Regions from separate parts of the Homo sapiens genome. Here region 1 is linked to region 2. A link is an interaction called in ENCODE POLR2A ChIA-PET data of the cell type or tissue named here. Cell type or tissue: PC-3. All regions are shown on one strand. Links, peaks and the distances in the headings refer to the core of each region. The heading gives the core; the rest is flanking DNA.

What was found. ChIA-PET counts read pairs that join two places held together with the same protein. Peaks named below come from ENCODE experiments on the same cell type or tissue, not always from the same donor. Only the 100,000 strongest peaks of a DNase experiment are listed, where the experiment ranks them.
Region 1: POLR2A ChIA-PET joins it to region 2 with 15 read pairs; 2 of 35 experiments call an interaction of 5 or more read pairs at or near these places.

The regions. Positions count from the first base shown.
Region 1 is chr14:37,585,552-37,590,922 of GRCh38, forward strand. FOXA1 (forkhead box A1) reads right to left here. Exons shown (of 2, transcript NM_004496.5): 2 at 4,001-5,371. Among named protein-coding and RNA genes, the nearest start is that of FOXA1, 7.0 kb to the right of the region's middle. RefSeq lists an enhancer at 2,348-3,188. In PC-3, for the core only: no CTCF peak of the experiment used is centred there; DNase peaks (open chromatin) are centred at 480, 2,750, 3,180, 3,930 and 1 weaker place; H3K4me3 peaks cover 5,000 bases; H3K27ac peaks cover 5,000 bases.
Region 2 is chr14:37,200,281-37,205,660 of GRCh38, forward strand. The region is part of intron 1 of MIPOL1 (mirror-image polydactyly 1); the gene reads left to right. Among named protein-coding and RNA genes, the nearest start is that of MIPOL1, 5.0 kb to the left of the region's middle. In PC-3, for the core only: no CTCF peak of the experiment used is centred there; DNase peaks (open chromatin) are centred at 2,191 and 2,711; H3K4me3 peaks cover 1,244 bases; H3K27ac peaks cover 2,150 bases.

The DNA.
Region 1 (5,371 bases), core at 372-5,371, 390 kb after region 2:
GGCGCCTACTTCCTCCCTGGTGCATAATGGGCCCTTAAAATTAAATATACAAAGGATACAAACCGCCGCAGAGCTCCTTAAAGTCTTTTCATTAAATTGTTTGTGTTTTAAAACAATCTTTGGCGTAAGAGAGAGAAACCAGAAAACTGACCCGGGATATGAGCAGGCAAGCAAAAGAATAACAAATGTACTCCTTTTTAAAAGTGTGTGTGTGTTGGGGGGGGGGGCGGGGGGATTGGCTAAGGAGGTTTCCAATTTAATTCATTGTTCCCAATTTGCAGGCAATAGCAATGCTTTGGGGGGAATTTCCAGGTTGTTTTTTTCCTTGGTTTCAGAAATTAAATAAAGAGAAAAGAAAAAGCCCCTGATGTGTAATCTTGAAGGGGAGTTGAGAGACGTAAAAAGTTAAACCAAGGCAACCTCACACTTAAATTCTGAGTCAGGCCTGCCGTTGGTGTCACTGGCCTGGTTCTTGATTTCGCCAGTGACTTGACCCGCATTCCACCTGGATTCTGATGTATTCGAGCACGATTCTACTTAAGCCCTTTCCTTCCTGGATTTTGAGGGAGAATATCTTGCCTCTGTCCTTTAGGTTGACTGGAACATAGAGAACCCCAAAAGATCACGGAGTGGCACCCAGAAAAAGGAGGGCTCCTTATTTCCCGGGACTGCAAGGGGGAGGAGTGCTCACTCTCACCATGTGCTTTGCTCTTACACTGTAGTCACAGCTAACATAATTGGAGAAATAAGGAAGTTAAATAGAAAAAGAAAGGTGGCAAGTGAGGATTTCCCCCTTGTCAGGTGTTTTAAAATGTTTATAACAGGAAAATTCATGCATTTTACAAGTTAAAATTGAATGGCATGGGTATTTTCCAGCCCCAGATTGCTTGGTAAAATGATGGTGGAGAACAAAAAGGTGAGGGCTGCAGTCCTAGCTGGCCAAAGTTCAAAGAACCATGCTGGGCTGGGGCTAAAAGAAAAACCAATGGAATTATTATGCCCCCAAACTTAGCTATTTGGAAGAAAAAACACAAGATTTAAGGTAATCTGTTGTTAAATGTTATTTGGATACACTAACATCGTGCATGAAAATAAAACTTGTGTAAGTGGCTACTTTAAGAAACGCTTTACCTTTCCAAATCAATTCTATTTATAAACAGGAAGATTGTGAAATATTCATGTTTTTTTCATTTCATTTTCTTACATTCTTACTCTCATGAGAATCTATTGATTCTAACGATTCTTTCAGTTTGAGAAAATTTTGTTTTTAAATTTCAGCATAATTTGATTACCTATTTAGTTCTAGATATCTTTAAAACAATCATCTTTTTGCATATAACTATCTTGGAGTAATTAGGCATGCTCTTAACTCCATTTAGTTGCAAAACACACTTTATTACAATTCAAATAAACAATTGGTATTTAATTTTTGAAGGCAAAATATTTCCTACAAAGGTATAAAATGTCTACTAACTTATTTAAGCTATTTTATTTTTCAACGAATTTTTTCCTGTTGACATTGAGGGATCACATTAAAATACATTATAGCTAAATGTTCTACAATATTACTGCTAAATCAACAGAAAACCAATTGATCTTGAGGAAAGGTTAATTAATTTGGGTGACAGGTCTTCTACTTTGGCCAGCATTGGAAGGAATTTGTATTGATCTCGGCAGTTTTTTGCAAAGAAACTTAAGCATGTTTGTGGAATTGAGACCAATTTTTTAAAATGCCAAAACAAGGGCTTACATTTTTATCACTTCAGGACTTCTTTTCTGTTATGGCTCGTTCAAATCTGTTAGACTTCTAAGAAATATAATGTTTTTATGCTTTCAGTGAAATCAATTAGGTATCTAGCCTTCAGAAAATGAAAACAGAGGTTGGGAGCTTTACTAGGATCTTGTTTGTTTTAATCCCTCCTTCCCTAATAATTCTCATCAGTTTATCCTGTATGAGGGGGATCACAAAGGGACAATGGAAATTAAATTTTGCCTTTGATGTAAACACTGTATTAGCCATCATGTAGAAAATGGACGGAACTGCCTTCTACTTCCGAACACCTGTGAGTTGTTTAGTTTTTGCTGAATAGAACTGGTGAGCTTTTCTTCTTCCCTATCTTTGGTTCTGTTTTTGTCACCTTAAAAATGTTTCATACCTGCCCTTCCTAAATGCAAGGTGAGAGTAACAATTGCAGCTCCCCTCCCCTGTCCTATGCTCACTCCCAAAACATTTGTTTTTTTCTTTTTTGTAAAAATGTTTGCTCGGTAGCGTTGGTGGGTCCGAGCGCCACCGGAGCTGTACACTTGGGTCAGGAGGAAGGCTTTCCCTCCTCGCCCCTCTTCGCCCCCTCCCTCCCCTCCCCGGGGACCCCTCCCCCATCTCGGGCGAAATTCCTAAGACCAGCGAGCAGGAGCACCGCGGCGGGACGGTCAGCAGCCCCTTTCCGGCCCTGGTCTTCGGGAGCTGGCGAGGTGAAGAAATGTGGAAACACCCAGACGAAAAGGGGATGGGGTGGGGGTCGCAGGAAGGCGGCGCCCTCAGGCAGGGTCTCCGCACTCCCTCGGAACCACAGATGTTTTCTTCCTGACCCAGGGGCGCGGCGCCCCAGCCCGGGCGCCCGGGTGTTTGTGTGTCCGGGTTTCCGAGGAAGGGATTACGCAGCGGGAGCAGCCGCGGCAACGCGGGCCGCCGGGGCCGCAGGAGCCGTAACGAGGCGGCTGGCCTTCTTTGTTGACTTTTAGGTCCCGGGCTCAACAGGAGATTTATTCGCTAGGAAGGGAAAATGCCCAAACAATGAAGAACTATCTGCACTTGTCACCTCGAGACGCTTGCTGTCCTGCTCTGTCCGCCTTCCCTGGCAACCAGCTGTCCTGGCCGCCAACCCGCGCGCGTCCTAACGCGCGGGTGGCAGGTCGCATCACCCAGAGGTGGCGGAGTGTGCGGTCTGAGAACTGCGAGAAGCCCACAAAGCAGGGGCTGGGCCTGCAGGCTCCCCGCGGTCCAGCTCCCGAGGCAGGTCTCCAAAGTGCCCCCGTCCCCCGCATAACTAGAAAATGTCTCCGGCAAGTAACAGAGCGAGAGCTAAGGCCAACTTAAGCTTGGTGGGGTGAAGGCAAGGCGCTGATGTTTCTAATACGTTGAAAAGGAGAAAGGGAACATCACAGAGAGGACAGCACAGAAGTTAAACATCTTAGATTCAGTGGGGGCGGGATTCCGAGGCCCAAGCCCACGCCTTTATATTACATTTGGAAGCTGAATTTGTTTACCTTATGTAAATAAGAGTAACTGTTGGGATTGGAAGCTTTTTCCTCTCTTTGGGACTTTGATGTCCTTCCGAGGTCTCCAAATTAGGGTTTGAAATTATTCAAACCAGTAATTTCCCTCCCCTCCTCCTTTCATTAACTGAAGTGAGTGGGGGTTTGGGATTTCTGGATTTTTTCAAGTGCTACATGGCACCCTTTCTCTCATCTGGGGAGGCAATTACGCGATAATTAAGCGACTCACACGGCTCTTTTTATCTTGTCCGCGGTGTGGAGTGGGGCGATCAAAGTAAAGGCTGTCCAAGTTCAAGCCCTGGTGAGGATGGAGTTCATACACAAGGGCTCAGGCAGGCAGGCCTCTGCTTGAGCTGGTGTTGTTATTGTTGATGTCAATCCGAACAAGACTTACAAAGAAATAGGTGGACTGGAAAGTGAGCCTGCTATCAAAGGAGATTAATGATTTTGTGATCCCAAGCAACTATGGAGTGTGAAGTTGCATTTAAAAGCTCCTTAGAAGGAAACAAATTATCAACTTTAAGTTCTTAGGAACGACATTTTTGAATCAAAATTTAAAACAATCTTCACAAAATGCAAAATAGCGGCTACCCTAAAATGTCCTGTCGGTACAACGCTTCCCCTGCGAGAGTGAATTAACTCCCCTCCTCCCACCTCCTCCAGAGCTACCCTGATGGCTAAGTTTCGTTTCTCTTTTAATGAGAAGAGAGTTCATGAGTCTCCGTTGGACACAACTTAATTCTATCAGCCACAGCTGATATTTTATTTTCATTGGAAGAATTCTCAGATAAAGAAAAGTGATACATTGGGGAAGGAGGAAAGGTAGTTAAATTAATATTTGATTTTGTAGTGAAAAGGCTCAAAGGAAACACAGAAGGCTTAAGCCGGTGTCAAAAAAAAAAAAAAAAATGAAGTAAACATCACTGGGAATAAAGAATCTTAAAAATCTCAACTCTTGGAATATTAAATCAACTTATACACTTTACTTGAATTTCTTTCACTCCTTTTTACTAGCTACACATTCATTATAACAACAGACAAAACAATTTTATTTTCATTTTTGTCATTTATATTCAGTTCTAGAATTTGAAAAATATCGTATTCAGAAATATTCACTTCGGATTTAGTTAAGTGAAAAAAAATAACAGAAATGCTCTTTTGTTAACATTTGATTTATTTAAAGTCCTTAACTGCAAATGATCAAGAACATTTTCCACGGCTTAAAATCTGGTATTATTTTTGTTATTTAAATCAAAATATTTTTAATTACAATCACATTGATAAAAATTAACAATTTAATTTGTAATTTTAACCATCATTTAAAGCAATTTCAGCTGTAAAGAAAAAGAATAAACCATGCAATAAATTAACATTGAGAAAGCAAAGAGAAATAATAATGAAACCCGTCTGGCTATACTAACACCATGTCCAACTGTGGAAAGTGCATAACACTGGATGAAACAAGCACACGATGGCAATGATTAAAATGGCCACTATCAATAGGATTTTTGAATCTTGGACCACGTTTTGAAATCCAGCTCCCTATAACTTATCTCTCCTCCAACATTGTAATATTCCCTTTTACTGAAAAAAAAATTCTTTAAATGGTATACACTCATAGAAACTAATTTTATGTGTTATGTGACCTCAGAATGACATGACCATGGCACTCTGCAAAGCAAGAAGCAGAGTTCTTGAGGGCAATTCCTGAGGAATTGATTCCCAGGGCCATCTGTGGGTAGAGAGGACAAAGGGGTTGGGGTCCTTGTAACTTTCGGTCAAGCAACTCTTGAGAATGTATCATGTATATCACCTATCTATTACCTCTATATGTTATGTAAATATACGGAGGATGTCTACACATCTGAGCATGTGCATAATTAAGTCCATACACAATATACATGTATTTCATTTAAAGACATCTGCTATCTGCATGTATCAGAAATGTAAACTGAGAAGCAAATGGCTCTGATGTTTATAATCTGTTTATGTCTTGCTATATAACAGCAGTATTGTCTTTCAATACTTTTAAGAGCCTCTAGTGTATACTTGTTTCTTCACCATTTCAATTCTTATGGTTAAGAGTATTGCCACA
Region 2 (5,380 bases), core at 302-5,301:
TTGTTCCCAACCCTTTAAATATGTAAAAACAATTCTTAGCTCATGGGTTATACAAAAACAGTTGTTAAAAGATAACTTTAGGCACATGGAAATTTTAGAGTTTATATGAGCATTCAGCAATTTCATAAATTGGGTATCACCAGACCACAAGTTATTCAAGACTCCACCAAGAGGGTGTGAGGGGAAAACTTTTATAAGGTGTTTATGGAAACAGAAAATATTTGATTGGTAACAGTGGAATGTCTCTAGTTAGAAGTTGTTTGGTGGTTTCTGATTGATTAAACTCAAGTTTAGTTTTACTGTTTACATTGAGTTGGGTTTTGGTTTGTTTACATAGGAACCCAAAGTGCTGGAGCTGTCTCAACCTAATGGTTTCCCAGTTAGTTTTTTTTTTTTTTTTTTTTTTTAACACAGTCCTCTGGCTGGATTTGAGTTGTGGGCCATAGCGTACTAACCCCTGCTCTATTGAAAAATGTTTGTTCAATTTTTTGCCAATTGGTTGGATGTGAAATCAGTAACTGAGATGGGCTATATTAGAGAAATATAGATCCATAATACTATATCTATCTATGTGTGTGTGTGTGTGTGTGTGTGTGTGTGTGTGTGTGTGTGTGTGTGTATTTTTTTTTTTTTTTTTTTTGAGACAAGGTGTACCTCTGTCACCCAGGCTGGAGTGCAGTGGGGTGATCTCGGTTCACTGCAGCCTCTGCCTCCTGGGCTGAAGTGATCCTCTCACCTCGGCTTCCCAAGTAGCTAGGGTTACAGGCACACACCAACATGCCCAGGCTAATTTTAATATTTTTTTGTGGAGATGGGGTTTTGCCATGTTGCCCAGGCTGGTTTTAAACTCCTGAGCTCAAGTGATCCTCCTTCCCCAGCCTCCCTAAATGCTGGGATTACAGGCACAAGCCACCACACCTGGCCAGTATTGTAAAGCAGCATGTGTTATAGTGTTTTGGTGTTGGATTTCAGATCTCTAAACATACTTTATTTGGTTTACCAGTTTTACCTTAAGACTAATTAGAGGCCAGTTTGATTCTTGTCTGAATTGTTTTTACTTCTCCCACTTTCTTCTCACCCTGTAAATCTGAAGAACAAAAGACAGGTAAGAAGTGAGAAAAGAAAGAAGAGACAGTCTTTCTTTGATATTATTTAAAAGGCTAGGAAAGAAAAGGATGAATGTCTAGACAGTTCTGGATATTTTGAGTAAAAATATGTAAAAATATATAATATAGTTATTGTAATATTTTAAGGTGCATTTTGTCCTTTGAGCTGTTCCATCTTGGGTTTTCTGACATTTTTATCTAGTGATTGAGTACACTCATGATATAGGACGTAATAGCCATTGACTTGGGCCGTGAAGCTCAACTGTGACACCTCTTCCCAGGATGGAGGCCCTTTCTTCCTTAAATGTCTCTTTGGGCTGCCCAGTTCATCTTTTACTCTTGGCCCCCTGCCTTTTGCTCAGTATTGCCCAAAATTTTACTTTAATACCATTCAGCCCACCATCCATGTTAACATTTTTAGCTAACACTTTCTAGGTATTTGTTGTTGTTCTTGTTGTTGCTTTTAGAAACAGGATCTTGCTCTGTCACTCAGGCTGGAGTACAGTGGTGCAATCATAGCTCACTGTAACCTTGACCTGGGGTCAAGCTGTCTTCCCTGCTGCAACCTCCCAAGTAGATAGGACTGCAGGTGCTCAACATCACACCTAGCTATTTTGTTTTCTGTTTTTGTTGAGACAGAGTCTACCTTTGTTGTCCGGTCTAGTATCCAACCCCTGGCCTCAGGTCCTCCTGCCTCGACCTCCCAAAGTGCCAGGATTACAGGCATTAGCCACTGCACCAGCCCATTTCTTGTTTTTAAGTAATTTATAGAAGTGAATTTAGTGCACATTTAGATATATGCTAATACTAATGAAGGGTGTGAGGGTAATTTCATCAGTGTGATCCTTCTTTGATATGTATAATTGTTTTTTTTAGTCTTACTTGATTGTTATGCAGATAGATTTAAGAGGGGCCTCACCTTCCACTATCAATTCATTGCAGTTAAGTAAGCTTTTCTCATATAGAAATTCTGGATCCAGTACATACTGCATTTCATTACACACACACACACACACACACAAACACACACACAATGACTAATGTAAATACCTTCCTGCTTTATAAGTCCCACACAAAGCAATTGTGTTCATATGCGTGTTTTTCATGGCACTCCTTGAATCAGCTTGGAGTCACTACAAATTATTATGGGTAATAAAGGGCATGTGCCAGTAGGAGGGATTCTCAGACAAGGGAGTCCCCTCCCTCCAGGGCTTCAGACTTCATAAGGGAGCAAATAGGGAATTTATGTGGCACAAATATTTAATTTGTACGATCATCCTTAGGTGATGCTTTCATATTAGTAAGGATGTATTTGTGAGTCCAATTGTAGTCATTAGCTTCTGACCGTACCTTCTCCCCTGCATATTGCCTGCACTACATTGCCATTGTTGACTTCTGGGACAATTTTCCAGGATTTCATTACTAACAAACCTTGCCTTTTCTGGTTGCAGTTTTTAGATACTTTATTTAGGTTACATTTAATCTTGTTTACCATATTTAGGGTGACTGTGTGTTCAAGGTGAATGTATTTGTCTATTGCTTATTTGTTGCTTTTATAATTTATTTCCAGCAAATCTTATTACTAGTACGTCCAGCTACCTGGGACTGGGGATGGGCAGATGACTCACTTCCACTTGCAACTTCACGTACCATCTAGAGATGGCTTTAGGGTTGATGAGAGAAAAAGAGATAATGCACAAGATTAATCAATTGTAGCTGCTTTTGTCAGCATTGTATTATTATTCTCTCTATTGAATTTATTAGATTTTGAGACTATCATAAAGAGAAGATAGAACTGTTTTAGAGCATTAATTACAAAAACAGTTTACTATAGTGGAAAGAGCACTGGGCATAAGAGCAAAATAAGTGTGGCTCACTACCTGTTTGTTTTAACTTTTCCTGGAACTCAGCTTTCTTTTGTGAAATGAGGCCTTTTGATGAAGTATCTCTAATCTCTGGTAATCTTTTTCAAAAGACTGCCAAGAGACCGTAGGGGTCATTTAGGCTACCTTCTCAGTTTAGTCACATAGTTACTAGAACCTATTTTTGTTCTGGTTTTTATTCCAGTTGCTTTTTCCATTATACTACCTGTGATAGGGAGCCTTCTAAAATGACCTTGGTATTCACTCTTGTGTAGTTCCTTCCTCTTGAGGGTGAACTAGACCTAGAGGCTCACTTCTACTAGAATATGGCAAAAATGGTGTGATGTCACTTCTCAGATTAGATTACAAAATCTATGACTTCCCTTTTTGCTGGCACTCTGTTGCTCACTCACCTTGAGGAAGTCAGCTGTCATGTTGTGAACTGACCTGTGAAAAGGCCCACCTGTCAAGGAACTGAAGGGGACCTCCAGCCAGTAAGGAACTGAGGTTCTCAGTCTAAAAAACCTCAGGCATTTGTTTATTTATTTATTTGAGATGAAGTCTCACTCTGCCGCCCAGGCTGGAAAGCAGTGGTGCGATCTTGGCTCACTGCAACCTCCGCCTCCCGGGTTCAAGCAATTCTCCTGCCTCAGCCTCCCAAGTAGCTGGGACTGCAGGCACATGCCACCACGCCCAGCTAATTTTTTATATTTTTAGTAGCGACAGGGTTTCACCACGTTAGCCAGGATGGTCTTGATCTCCTGACCACGTGGTCCGCCCACCTTGGCCTCTCAAAGTGCTGGGATTACAGACGTGAGCCACTGCGCCCAGCCCCCTCAGGGATATTAATCCTGCCAACGACCACCGAGAGAGTTTGGAAGCAGATCCTCTCCCTGTTGAACATTGAGATGACTGCACCCCTGGCTGACACTTCGATTCCAGCCTTTTGAGAGACCCTGGGCTGGAGGACTTAGCCAAGCAACACTCAATTTCTGATTTTTAGCAACTGTGAGATTGCAAATGTGTATTGTTTTAAGCTGTTGAATTTGGGTTTAATGTGTTAAGTAGTGAGATTGCAAATGTGTATTGTTTTAAGCTGTTGAATTTGGGTTTAATGTGTTAAGTAGTGATATAGTTTGCCTGTGTCCCCACGCAAATCTCATCTTGAATTGTAGCTGCCATAATTCCTTCATGTTGTGGGAGGGATCCAGTGGGAGATAATTGAATCATGGGTGGTTTCTCTCATACCGTTCTCATGGTAGTGAATAAGTCCATGAGATGTGATGGTTTTATAAGGGGAAACCCCTTTTGCTTGGCTTTCATTCTTTTTTGCTGCCGCCATGTGAGATGTGCCTTTCACCTTTCACGATGATTGTGAGGCCTCCCAAGCCACGTGGAACTGCGAGCCCATTAAACCTCTTTCTTTTGTAAATTGCCTGGTCTCAAGTATGTCTTTATTAGCAGCGTGAAAACGGACTAACACAGTAAACAGACTAACACAGTAAATGGACTAATACAGTAGAGTGGGGTGCTGCTGAAAAGATACCTGAAAATGTGGAAGTGACTTTGAAACTGGGTAACAAGCAGAGGCTGGAATAGTTTGGAGGGCTCAGAAGAAGACAGGAAAATGTGGGAAAGTTTGGAACTTCCTGGAGACTTATTGAATGGCTTTGCCCAAAATGCTGATAGTGATATGGACAATAAAATCTAGGCTGAGGTGGTCTCAGATAGAAATGAGGAACTTGTTGAGAACTGTAGCAAAAGCAAAGAGACTGGCGGCATTTTGCTCCTGCCCCAGAGATTTGTCGAACTTTGAACTTGAGAGAGATGATTTAAGATATCTGATGGAATAAGTTTTTTGTTTTTTTTTTTGAGACGGAGTTTTGCTTTTATTGTCCAGGCTGGGGTGCAGTGACACGATCTCAGTTCACTGCAACCTCCACCTCTGGGTTCAAGTGATTCTCCTGCTTCAGCCTCCTGAGTAGCTGGGATTACAGGCATGCACTACCACGCCCAGCTAATTTTTTGTATTTTTAGTAGAGACAGGATTTCATCATGTTGGCCAGGCTGGTCTGGAACTCCTGACCTCAGGTGATCCACCCACCTCGGCCTCCCAAAGTGCAGGGATTACAGGTATAAGCCACTGCACCCAGCCAGTGGAAGAAATTTTTAAGCAACAAAGCTTTCAAGAGGTGACATGGCTGCTGTTAAAACACATTCAGTTTTTTTTTTTTAATACCTTAAGTTCTAGGGTACATGTACACAAAGTGCAGGTTTGATACATAGGTATATACATGTGCCATGTTGGTTTGCTGCATCCATCAACTCATCATTTACATTGGGTGTTTCTCCAAATGCTGTCCCCCGCCAGCTCCCCATCCCCCAACAGGCCCTGGTGTGTGATGTTGCCTA